2 separate regions of the Homo sapiens genome follow, and region 1 is linked to region 2. The links are chromatin contacts, found by Hi-C in ENCODE. All regions are on one chromosome and are shown on one strand. Each heading gives the region's core, a stretch centred on a gene start or an enhancer-like site at or near the end of the contact. The rest is flanking DNA. Distances are from core to core; before and after follow the strand shown. Region 1 overlaps CMSS1 (cms1 ribosomal small subunit homolog). Region 2 has its middle 25 kb from the start of GPR15.

Region 1 (6,435 bases), core at 1,416-3,915, 1.5 Mb after region 2:
GGGTACATGTGCACAATGTGCAGGTTAGTTACATATGTATACATGTGCCATGTTGGTGTGCTGCACCCATTAACTCATCATTTAACATTAGGTGTATCTCCTAATGCTATCCCTCCCCGCTCCCCTCACCCCACAACAGGCCCCAGTGTGTGATGTTCCCCTTCCTGTGTCCATGTGTTCTCATTGTTCAATTCCCACCTACGAGTGAGAACATGCAGTGTTTGGTTTTTTGTCCTTGCGATAGTTTGCTGAGAATGATGGTTTCCAGCTTCATCCATGTCCCTACAAAGGACATGAACTCATCATTTTTTATGGCTGCATAGTATTCCATGGTGTATATGTGCCACATTTTCTTAATCCAGTCGATCATTGTTGGACATTTGGCTTGGTTCCAAGTCTTTGCTATTGTGAATAGTGCCACAATAAACATACGTGTGCATGTGTCTTTATAGCAGCAAGATTTATAATCCTTTGGGTATATACCCAGTAATGGGATTGCTGGGTCAAATGGTATTTCTAGTTCTAGATCCCTGAGGAATCACCACACCGACTTCCACAATGGTTGAACTAGTTTACAGTCCCATCAACAGTGTAAAAGTGTTCCTATTTCTCCACATCCTCTCCAGCACCTGTTGTTTCCTGACTTTTTAATGATCGCCATTCTAACTGGTATGAGATGGTATCTCATTGTGGTTTTGATTTGCATTTCTCGGGTGTTAAGAGGATAACTAAATATCCTTGGAAATGGGATAATAAGGAAAGAGAAGTGAAAGTAGCCTAAGATGTGCACAGAAGAAATTGGATCCTCATCAGCGTGATTTCTGCTTCTCCACAGGTGTGAGATCTCTCTTTTCTTCAAATTACTCCAGTATTTTATCTGTACGTCTCTTGTAACACTTTTTATATTCCATATTGTTTTATATTTTTTGTGTTTTTCCTACTTCCATTACTAAACTATTAATTCTTTGAAGGCAAGGACAATGCCAAGCTGCATTCTGTGTCCTCCGCCATGCTTTGCATTCAGTAGTTACTCCGTGTTTGACTAAATTCATGACCCCAGGGACACTGTGCTTCCTCTGGGTTTGTTCATTTACTTGGCTATGAAAGACAATAATTTGCAAAGCCAACTTTCTCCTTTTTCTGAGATCAGTGACTAAATTATATTAAAAGTATTTTGCAGTGCTATAAGTGTATAGGAGAGAGGTTTTCTGTTTAGGGAATGTTGCTAAGCCCTGTCATCAAAAATAACCTTTCCATCTACCACTAAGTTCTGCCAGAGCATAGCAGATTGGCAAGAGCAGTTGAAAGGAAAAAGCAATGTAATGCCCTCTGCTTATGGCACTACAGGTGCCAGTGGAGGAAAAAAGTGTGAGGTTGAGGCTTGGGAGACTAAGTGCTGTAAAAATGAAGCAGACCGACTGTGGGTACACAGATCTAGTCTTTGTGAAATACCTTCCCTGACTTTTGTATATTCCTGTTCACCCTGTGATTGTAGGCCAGGAGTCTTTAATAGGAAACTGGTGATTTGAAGTCTCCCCACATAAGCAGACCAAGCAGCTTTTTGAAAGAAGCCCACTCAGACCATGGAGAAGGCAGCAGCTCACAGTGGCAGCAAGAGCTATGAGACAGCAAGAGTCAGCCAGAAACACACATGCAGAACCCGAAGTCTTGAGCACAGCAGGAGGTTGGGCAAAGCTGCTCCATTCTGAAGGTTATTATGGCCCCACTGGGGGCTGCCACACAAGTACTGGCATGAAAGCAAACTAGTGTTGGGATAACTGTTTTAATATTTGCAAAATCCACTCTAGGTGTGAGCTCCTTTGTGTAACTGAAGATCTAGAGTCTTTAGGAGTTTATTCCTCAAAACTTGAATCAGGTTTTTTCTAGGCAAGTTGGAAGCACGGATTGGGCAGGTAACAACAACCATTCTTCATGTTGAGCAAAAAGGAGGTGTGGGCAGTTAAGAGCCAAAGTTGAGATGGAGGAGAGAATATTGGTTGCCAGCATTGCACTGTATTAGAAGCCATGGAATGGTCTCTTCCAGCAGCTATTACAAACTGCCCCCTGGGAAATTCAAACAAGAAAACCTTTGGGTTTCACTTCACTGGCCTTGCAATAAACATGTTTGTTCAAATAACAAATTGTTGCATTAAGATAAATCTGTCTGTGTTATCCTAAAGAAAAGAGTCTATGCCCTGTGTGTTGGCAGCATTATCAATGAACAGCTGATATTTATGTAAATATCAACCTTATTAATAAGAATCATGAGCACGGGTCTGCCAAGGTTCCTGACAGCTTGTTTAATCAGGCGCATTAACTCAGAGGTTTTCAGTTAGTAGAAGCGTCCTCTTACCTTATTTGCTTAAAGGCCCAGAGGCCATGTCACCAAATTGGGGCTTCTAGCCATCCACTGAGGAGAGGTGACTTTTCATTTCTCTGAAATGAAGCCAACTGCTCTCTGTGTGTGTTTGGATTGGAGAGCACAGGTTACAATGAGAGTGGCCCTCTCTCACCCCCACCCCCATTGCCAGTCATGCCAAGTTACAGGGTAGGGACTGCAAAGAAGCTTGCTCAGGCAAAGCATCTAGATGGACTGACTGGTAGGAGGCCCCTTTGTGGGATGGCTCACCCTGACCTCTGCCTGAAACTGGAATCAAGACCAAGATGACATAGCTGTGGTCACACAAAGCCCGTTAACTACATCAGTTGTCTTTGTTTATTCAATAACTCTGAGCTACACTTTTTTTTACACAAGAAATGTGACCCACACTTTGTTTGAGATACTCCAGAAAGATGTAGCAATGTGGTTACCATTTTATAAACTTTTAAATAAAACTGTTAGCAGTTCACAACTTTGTTTAAAGAACAATGGCTTGGAACATAGGCCTGTGTTCCCAAGACCCAGAGGACAGTGACCAAGGCAGAGAAGAACCGAGTACAGATCTGGCTGACCAAGGCCTGCTTTGCATGCCCAGGAATCTAAAAGTTAAGCTTGAGGGCCTTTTCCTGTTTTGCAGGAGTAGTAGCAGTGAATTTGACCCGATTGCTTTGGTGATTTGCACTGATGTTCTCAGCTTGTTAGCTTTCATCAAGAAAAACTTTCATCAAGAGAAACTCAGAAAAAACAGGGATGAAAAGAGTCACCCCTGTTATTTTCCCTTACCCCCAAAACTGGCTGAGAATCACCATTTACAGCTTAGCTAGCTCAATATCTAGCTATTGCCATCCTTGTTTCTTCACTTCCATGTTTTTCTACCTCTATAGTTTCTTCTGTCTGTAACAGCCAAAACCTCACCTATGCATTAACTCTAATCTTTCTGTAAAAGTATCTGCCTTTATTTAACTTTCTGCTCATGACATGATTTATGTATATAAGAATCTTCATTTACAGATTGTTTCTTTTACTATACTTAGGTGTAGCTATTGTTCTCTTAGCCTAGTCTTGGAAAGGGTGTTCACAAGTAAGCATTGTTTAAGTCTCATATACTTTCCTCTAACAGCATACAAACATTTATGCCTGTAAAGATTTTTCTGGCCTGTTGACAAGGCTGATTTAGTAGATAATGTATTCTCCTACCAGAGCTTAAAGTTGAAATAACATATAATTGAAGCTGACCATTAATACTGATTTGGGAGTGGCAATATTTAGTTTGTTAAGTACTCAGGAAAGACATGAGCAATAGGAATTTGGACTAGTAATATCTTTTTAGACACATATTTCTCACAACTCAGTTTGGCTCCCTGGAAGGCATTTCTTTTGAATCAACTGCAATTCGTATCTAACAATTTCATAGCTTACAAGTAAGACTGCTATTAAAATGTTAACTAATTCTGGGGCAAAAGGGACTTCCAGGAAGGTTCAGTAATCATTGAACAGGGTGGTTAAAGGGCTATAAGATTAACCGAAAACATAGCACTTCTCATATACCCTTTAAGCAGAATTGATAAGGTATTTCCTAGAGATTAATGACATTCTGAGTTAATAGGCTGAGGGAAGGTCATTAATTCTTACACAAAGGTGGTCTGGAAAGTAGAAATGAAAAACAACTGCTAGGTCAAGCTGATGCAATCCCAGGAGACATTTCAGAAGATCAGTTTCCTTTTTAGAAGCCCATGCTTCTTACTGTTGTCACTCTTCCTTCTCCAAATAGCATACCTCATACTCAGGCTTTTAACCTCCTGGGATGCAAGTAGTTTTTTGAAAGGAGTTGTAAGTTCTCTGTTTATCAAACAAAAACTTTTTTTTAATCAATGAGCTTTCTTTTCTCACTTCAAACTTAGAAACATCATCTTGGAAGTCATTCAATTCACATAGCTTCTCACCATCAGATGGTGTGGACAGAAAGTTGTGCCTGGGAGTCTAGAAGTCAAGACAGACAGATTATACCTCCTAGGGGTTTCAATTAAATAAAATATCCATATGTGCTGTGTATAGCATATGGAGAAAATATGATATTACTGTCAATGGTAGACTAGGATTGATGGAACAATCAGATACAGATACCACATAGTAAATCAGAAGAGGTTGACTTATCAAAAGGATGCAGCAACAAGTCAGTACAGCCAGGATACCATTATGAGCAGAGGTGCAAGCTTCCAGCTGTGGAATACTCTCCAGGGATTTACACTTGCAGATGATAATGTCAGACTGAAAGCTCAGTCCTCTTCCAGGCCAGCCTAGGCATGACTGATTCTACATGTAACCTAATCTGGATCTGTTCCAAGGACCCTCCCATCTAGCCAGATTTATTAATCTCAGGATTATGCAAGATATGGCCCCAGGGACAAGAAGGACTCCAGCAGAAATGAGGGTAATGGTGGCAGATGATCTGGAGCCACCCATCTGAAAACTGCACCCAGAAACCCCACTTTGACTCTTTACCCAAAGAAAGGTTGAGAGCTGGAGAATGATTTCTTAGTTGAAAAAGATCTGCCTTCATGTGTGGGTATCATTTTCTCTAACTGTGTTTCCCTGGTAAGGGCTGTAGGATCCAGAAGCATATGCATGCTCACCTGGCCTAAAGCATGTTGCTCACCTTCCTGCTGTAAATGTAAGCTTCCTTTTGAATGCTTTAGATGAGTTATACCCCATCTGATTCACTCAAATTGTGTCTAACTGGTGGTTGTACTACTCCTAACCTAATGCCCTGATCCCTGTAGTATGTTTTCATATGTCTGGAAAATTTAAGATGCCAGAGGTTATATTGTTGCTTTTTAAAAATATGCAGAAAGTTAATAAGATAACAGAAGTATGCTAAGGGAAACTCTGAGAAAAATATTTTCTGGTCAGTAGATGAAGGGAGCCCCATTACAGTGGTGACTGGCATTTTGCCACCAATGTGTGTCTGACCTAACTCTCAAAGAATAAATACTTATGGATTTTGTTACACAGCCAAGAGATATAAATTTGTAGCTACCAGTTCAAAATGCTTAGTGCTGCAGGTACAGGTGAAAATCTTTATATTCTTCCATACAGTTAAAAAAAAATCCTTGTTTTATATACAGATTAATTCCACTAGACCTAGCTGGACCTTTTGAGTTCTCTTTTCAACTGAAATTGCCTTTTAAAGATGAACTGTCCAGATGTAGATGGGAATATAATAATAGAATTCTATGCTGAAAAAACTAGGTTATTTAGGTCATGATTGCAGTTTTATGATGCCATCTGGGAAAATGACAAAGTGCATGTGGGTTTTAAGTAAACTAAAGTTTTTCTCCCTTCAGTAAGCATTATAGCCTCTTCTGACACTTTGTTGGTAGAATTTCTGAACACTTTGTTTACTTTGAGAGTGATGAATCCACGGGTGTGTCATGATTTGAATTGGAGCTTTCCTTCCGCACATTTGGCAGGTATTTAATGCTTCAGTACAGTCTTTCTGAAACTAACCTAACCACTAAACGATAGGCTAGTAAAACTTGCAGTCTTGTGAGTATAAATGCTGTCTTTTTAAATTAGGAAAGAACAAATAAAACCCTGTTGGAAATTCCTTGTTTTAAAAGGAGTAATTTAACGCTCTACTGTTAACATTCTCCCAAGGTAGTATTACATAAATAATTACTGCTAGACAGGAAGAGTCATTTCCCATTATGGAATAATTTTGCACTTTTAGAAATTTCATTGTCTCCTCAGAATCCTCTGGACTGTGAGGCCATAAACTAACACTTTTTTGATTATGGAATCTTCATTACATGATTTATATTTTATGGTAGAAGAGAGCAAGAGAATTAAAAAAAAAAAAAAAAAAGTTACTTGCTTAGGGCCAGAGAATCTCAGGGAAGGGAAAAGGATGTTTCTACCTTTCTAACATCGGTCAAGAAAATTTCTGGTTTACATTTAATAATCAATTTTCTGGGATTTTTCTTAATGCCAAAACCATGAAATGAGGCATTTTAAATTCATACCTGTCCGTGGATGTGTACTCTAGAGCACTGGTT
Region 2 (6,215 bases), core at 1,458-3,957:
CTAGAGCCCTATCTTAAATTCCCAGCATTGTTTCAGAAGGCCACTGGAGTCAAACTTTCATAGCCTTAGCATAGAGTTGTTTCATCTGAGGACCTTCTCGTGTGTCCTGCGCTGTCCAGTATATTTCTTCATTTAAAAACTTCAGTTAGATCTTTTCTCTTAATTGCATTTTTACCCAAAAGAATAAGCCAAATTCCTGCAAGGTTTAGGAAATATATGTATATGGCAAAGTACTGGACTAGCGAATATATGGCAAAGTACTTCCTCACTTCACACCCATACTCACAACAGATGTGGCTAATCAACTGCTTCCAGTTCCTGGAAATTGTAAAATATGGTAGTGAGTTTCTCTGTCAACAAATTCTCTGTTGGCCAAAGGAAGTAGCTTCTGTGTCCTTCCTCTTTTAGTCCCTTCAGGCCTTTCAAAGTGCTATTAATATATACTATAAAAGCTTTGTTAGGATCTATGTAATAAATCATTACCTCATAGAAATAGATCATTCCCTGTAATTAACCTTTTACCAGCATTACTAATCAATTATGCTTCTCTTTCTTATCTGCTCCTGTTAATCTTGTAACATTCCATATGTTAAGTAGAAATCATAACTAATTAACATTTATCCTTTAGGTAGGCCAGGCTACTTACTAAAAATACTCTGCAAAACAGTTTGTCTTCTTATGGTTTACTGTTTACAACCTGAGCCAGAATCCTTCCACTTCCAAGTAAGACTGGGGTTCAACTGGGGTGGGGAGCACATCAAATGAGGGGGTACATCATTCCCTCCTTGTCTAATGCTTTAAGACTAATCAAATCAAATTCTGTAACACTAAAGTTGGAAAAGAACTCTCTTGATGCTTAAGATAAGTAATTTTTAAGACAATGTAAATACACTTTAACGAAAGGAAAGAAAAAAGGGAAAAAAGACAATGTAATACACTTAGAACAAAAGACTTGTCATACACGATACATAACACAAAAGATTAGCTTCAGGAGAATGTAGATAATTGCATGATGGTAGATTTTTATCTTTCACTCATTTGTTCAACAAACATCAACCATTACCAAGCCAAACACTTGCCAGATACTGTTTTAGGCATTGTATATAGGCTCATCCTAGACTTTAAAAATTGTCTGGAGAGTAACCACCAGGTCGCCATACATAATATCCCTGGATTGGTCTAAAACAGGTAGGATTTGGGTGGATGAATTGTAAATCTGATCCAGTTTGGCATTTCTTATGATCTAATAACAATTCATTGTGTATATTGATTTAAGAAAATATAGAAACATAATACTACCTAATGCAAACTCTTTGATCTGAGTGATAAAGAATTTGTATAAATAGACAAAAATAAACACCCAGACTGAAGTCCTACCTGTTCACTTGATTAAAACTGTATCTCTTTAAAAGATGGATACTTTGGCCAAATAGTTGGCTTTTTCTGTTCTACGTTCTGAGCTACACCAGTTTCTCCAACATCAAAGTTTCCTTTTCCACCACCTTAATTCGCCATCCTGCTGTCCAAAGCTCATAACTTCAGAGCTTCACTTTGTCCCCAGACTTATACACTGAATTCCAGTGAACCAGAAAGAATGCTCATGGAATACAATTAGTGACTAAACAATTCCAAAACGCTATTGGTTTGCTTTCTTTCTAGACGATGTACTTAGAAGAACAATAATAAAATTTCAAAGGGACCAAAATCTTTCTTTCTACTCCTCTCACATGAATCACCACCTCCTTTGCAAACAAGTGATTATTTACAAAGCTTGTTAAAAAAGTAGTTTAGGCTTGCATTTCATTTAGAATTGCTCTATTGCTCCATATTTTGTTTTCCCCTATGATTTAAGAATAGTTTTATTGTACATATCTTTACAAATATTTAAATCAAAGAGAATTACTGTAGTTTAAAAAATAGAAAAACGGGGCCAGGCGTGGTGACTCACGCCTGTAATCCCAGCACTTTGGGAGGCTGAAGCGGGCGGATCACCTAAGGTCGAGAGTTTGAGATCAGCCTGACAAACATGGAGAAACCCCGTCTCTACTAAAAATACAAAATTAGCAGGGCATGGCGGCACATGCCTGTAACCCCAGCTACTCGGGAGGCTGAGGCAGGGGAATCGCTTGAACCCAGGAGGCGGAGGTTGCGGTGAGCCGAGATGGCGCCATTGCACTCCAGCCTGGGCAACAAAAGCGAAACTCCGTCTGAAAAAAAAAAAAAGAAAGAAAAAGAAAAAGAAAAACAACAGAGGAAAAAACACGGCATGGGTTATGAAAACAGTTATCGAAACAAAAGATTATCTCAGGTGAAAAAAGGAAATTGACAGCGCTACGTAAGCAAAAAGATCTCAGATTGTACTTGTTGACCAGGAGGTAACTGGTAATTAGGAAAGTAAACATTTCTGCCCTCATCTACTATGCAAAACTACATTGTCTTTTCATAAAATTTTGCAGAATCTTACCTTAAAGGGGAAGATCACAGGTTACTACATCACTGCTTTTTTATTCAAACTAAAAATCATACTTCAGTGTTTTTAAAAAGTTAAATGAAATCCAGAACGCCAAATAAAAGGCCAATAGAGAAAAAGAGAAGGAAGCCAGATGCATGCCTGTATTTCTGGAAGGAGAGTTTCTCAAAGGCTTTTTTTTGAAACCTCCTTAGCTAGAGCTAAGGTTTGAGGTTAGCTGAGCATCGCGTGCCATTCTTGAAGGGTCCTAGGCACTGACTCATTTGCTTTATCATTTCTCATGAAAGCAAGAGGTGGCAGCCATCACCAGAGAGCAAAGGGGTGACTTGGTGACTGATCTCATTACTGAACTAAGGAGAGCACTCTCACGCAAAGTTCAGAACCTCCCCACACCCAGAGAAACTCTGCCAGTTCATAGAAAAGAAGTTATTTCCACCCAAGAAGACAAGTGGCAACTGGAAACAGATGTGAAGAAAACAAGAATAAACACCTTTTTCAGAAATATAACAACTGTAACAAATAATCAGTTTTTCCAGTTCCCACCTGTACACCATGCTCTCAACTATATACTGCAAGTTAAAACAGAATTGATCATGGTTCTGTATTTTTAAATTCTCTCGCTTTCTAAATACATCACTTCACTTTTAACAGTCCAAAGAGCTCTTTATAATTTACTTCCTCTAAGGTAAATTTAGGTGCAATTTTAATAGACTGGTAGGGGCAAATGCCTCATTCCCACCCAAAGGGTTGAGGAATGAGTGATGGACACGGTGAGCTAGGAGAAGTAGAAAGTGATCAGTGCCCTGTGGGAAATAATGGGAATGTCACAGGTTTCTTCTTTTCTGGGTCACTGGGGCATGCCTTTTGATTGAGCATAACACAGATTAATGTCATTGCCTGTGGATTTTGGAAGGAAATTGCAACAACTTTGGTTGATCACTTACTGGAGTAGAGACGGGGAGAGACAGATACTTTTCTACTTTACATGCATTTCTATTTCAATCCTTTAAGCAACCAGGAGAGTAAATATTTTTATTCCAATTTTAGGATGAGAAAGTGGACACATGGAGTTAATAGAAAAGGAGAGTAAAAATGATGGAATACAGGCAGACTGGCCCCATTGTCAAACCGTAGTCTGAATGTTTCAAAAGCACATCTGCCTTTTTTGTGACCAATAACCAGCATTTTTGTATAACTACAATTAGTGAAGCATGTCCTCATATATTATCTCAATTTATCCTCATTAAAGCACAGATAGAATGTGCTATTCTTAAGCTTGTTACTCAGGTGAGAAAAACGAGTTTCAGGGAATTCTCAAGATCACTCATCCAGGAAGTGATAGAGCCACCACCAGAACCCAAATCTTGTGCCTTCAAATCAAATCCTCTCCTCTTTCAGTTTTGCCTCTCACCTCTCATCTCCACTCCCATCCTCTTATGATTCATGGGAAGGTTGTGAGCTGCCGTAGACTCTCACACCCACTTGCAAGCTGAACTGGAGCTTTAGCCTGTCAGCTACACAGCTTCCTTGTAGCACTTGAATTTTTCATCAGTTATTTGCACCTTAATATGACAAAGGATATGAGATGAGGTTTTTTTGTGACACATTGTAATAACCCAAAGTTGTTAGTTTACATTAGGGCTCACTCCTGGTGTTGTATATTCTATGGATTGGGACAAATGCGTAATGACATACATCCACCATTACAGTATCATACAGAGTAGTTTCACTGCCCTAAAAATCCTTTGTGTGCCACCTATTAATCCCCCCTACTCCCCACAACCACTCATTTTTTTACTCTGAGATGAGTTTTTAACGGTAGGAAAAAAAAAGAAAATTTGAACAAACAGAAATACAGAAGATGAGGGCATTTAGTACTTAAAATATGTGGGATTATGTGGGTGGGAGAATTGAAGATCTAAGGAGAAACTGCAACTTTGTAAGTGAATTAGAGACACATCTTTCTCTTCCCCACCCATCCTCCCGTCTTGATAAAGACTCAGCTCAGTGGTTTGCAAACATTTTTTTAAATTTAATTTTATTTTATTTTAAGTTCTGGGATACACGTGCAGGATGTGCAGGTTTGTTACACAGGTAAACGTGTGCCACAGTGGTTTGCTGCATCTATCAACCCATCACCTAGGTATTAAGCCCAGCCTACGTTAGTTATTTATCCTGATGCTCTCCCTCCCCCGACTCTGACAGGCCCCAGTGTGTGTTGTTCCCCTCCTTGTGTACATGTGTTCAAAAACCCTACCTTGAAGTCAAAGCTTACATATATATACATCACATATTAGGTAAGAACATAATTGACATAAATTTGTGTTGGAATAAAAGCATAGCTATTTTAATCAGATTTATAGTCCTATATGTACTTCAGCATTCACTTCAGCTGTTTGGAAAAAAAGAACAAAATAAGAAGCTGGATCTCTCTCAACCCTTATGTCAAAATACATTTCTGGTGCAGTGATGTGCTAGAGTTGGCATATATCAGCTGGCAAGAGCCAACTGTGCACATCTTTTCCTAACTCTGTGTTCAGCGAAGTCACATGGGCAGCTTGAAATTGGACATGATGGGAGTATTTACACTTTGGAAATTGGCAAATACTACAATTCAGAGCTTTTTGTTGTTGTTTTGAGAGCCAATTTTGTAGTCATTGCTACTGGTAGGAAAAAACTAGTATCTTATTAACTCAGAAGATAATATGGGAGTTTTCCTTTGAACAATTCCCAGTGTGGTAGGGAAAGCTTTATAAAACCTAAAATCTTTTTCTAAAAGATACATTTTACACAAACACATAGACCAATGGAACAGAATAGAGAACTCAGAAATAAGACTGCACACCTACAACCATCTGATCGTCGACAAACCTGACAAAGACAAGCAATGGGAAAAGGGTCTCTATTTAATAAATGGTGCTGGGAGAACTGGCTAGCCATATGCAGAAAATTGAAACTGGATCCCTTCCTTGTACCTTCTACAAAACTAAAACTCAAGATGGATTAAAGACTCAAATGTAAAACCCAAAACAATAAAAACCTTAGAAGAAAATCTAGGCAATACCATTCAGGACATAAGCACAGGCAAAGATTTCATGATGAAAACACCAAAAGCAATTGCAACAAAAGCAAAAATTGACAAATGGGATCTAATTGAACTAAAGAGCTTCTGCACAGCAAAAGAAATTATCATTAGAGTGAACAGACAACCTACAGAATGGGAGAAAATTTTTGCAATCTATCTGATGGGCAAAGGTCTAATATCCAGAGTCAACAAGGAACTTAAACAAATTTATAAGAAAAAAACAACTCCTTTTAAAGGTGGGCAAAGGACACGAATAGACACTTCTCAAAAGAAGACATTCATGCAGCCAACAAACATATGAATAAAAGCTCAATATCACCTATATTAGAGAAATGCAAATCAAAACCATAATGAGACACAATTTCATGCAAGTCAGAATAGCAATTACTACAACATCAAGAAACAACAGATGCTGGTGAGGTTGCTGAGAAAAGGGAACACTTTTACACTGTCAGTGGGAATGTAAATTATTTCAACCATGTGGAAGACAGTGTGGCAATTCCTCAAACATCTAGAAGCAGAAATACCATTTGACCCAGCAATCCCACTACTGGGTATATACCCAAAGGAAAATAAATCATTCTATTTTAAAGATACATGCATGCATGTGTTTATTGCAGCAGTATTCCCAATAGCAAAGACATGGAATTAACCCAAATG

What was found. Hi-C counts contacts between places; a loop is a spot of excess contacts on that map. Pooled maps may share reads with other maps.
Region 1: a map with no recorded cell type shows a loop between it and region 2 (9-fold over the local background). The contact joins two enhancer-like sites. A Hi-C loop is called at or near these places in 2 of 37 single-sample maps with no recorded cell type and 2 of 50 pooled maps.

Annotation. Positions count from the first base shown.
Region 1 is chr3:100,101,651-100,108,085 of GRCh38, forward strand. The region is part of intron 1 of CMSS1 (cms1 ribosomal small subunit homolog); the gene reads left to right. The region is part of intron 1 of FILIP1L (filamin A interacting protein 1 like); the gene reads right to left. Among named protein-coding and RNA genes, the nearest start is that of FILIP1L, 9.6 kb to the right of the region's middle. Within about 2 kb of position 2,666, at least 8 of the 41 ENCODE cell types and tissues checked have a DNase peak (open chromatin) inside an H3K27ac peak, as active enhancers do.
Region 2 is chr3:98,553,649-98,559,863 of GRCh38, forward strand. No RefSeq gene overlaps it. Among named protein-coding and RNA genes, the nearest start is that of GPR15, 25 kb to the left of the region's middle. RefSeq lists enhancers at 2,135-3,334, 2,386-2,705, 2,836-2,915. Within about 2 kb of position 2,708, at least 6 of the 41 ENCODE cell types and tissues checked have a DNase peak (open chromatin) inside an H3K27ac peak, as active enhancers do.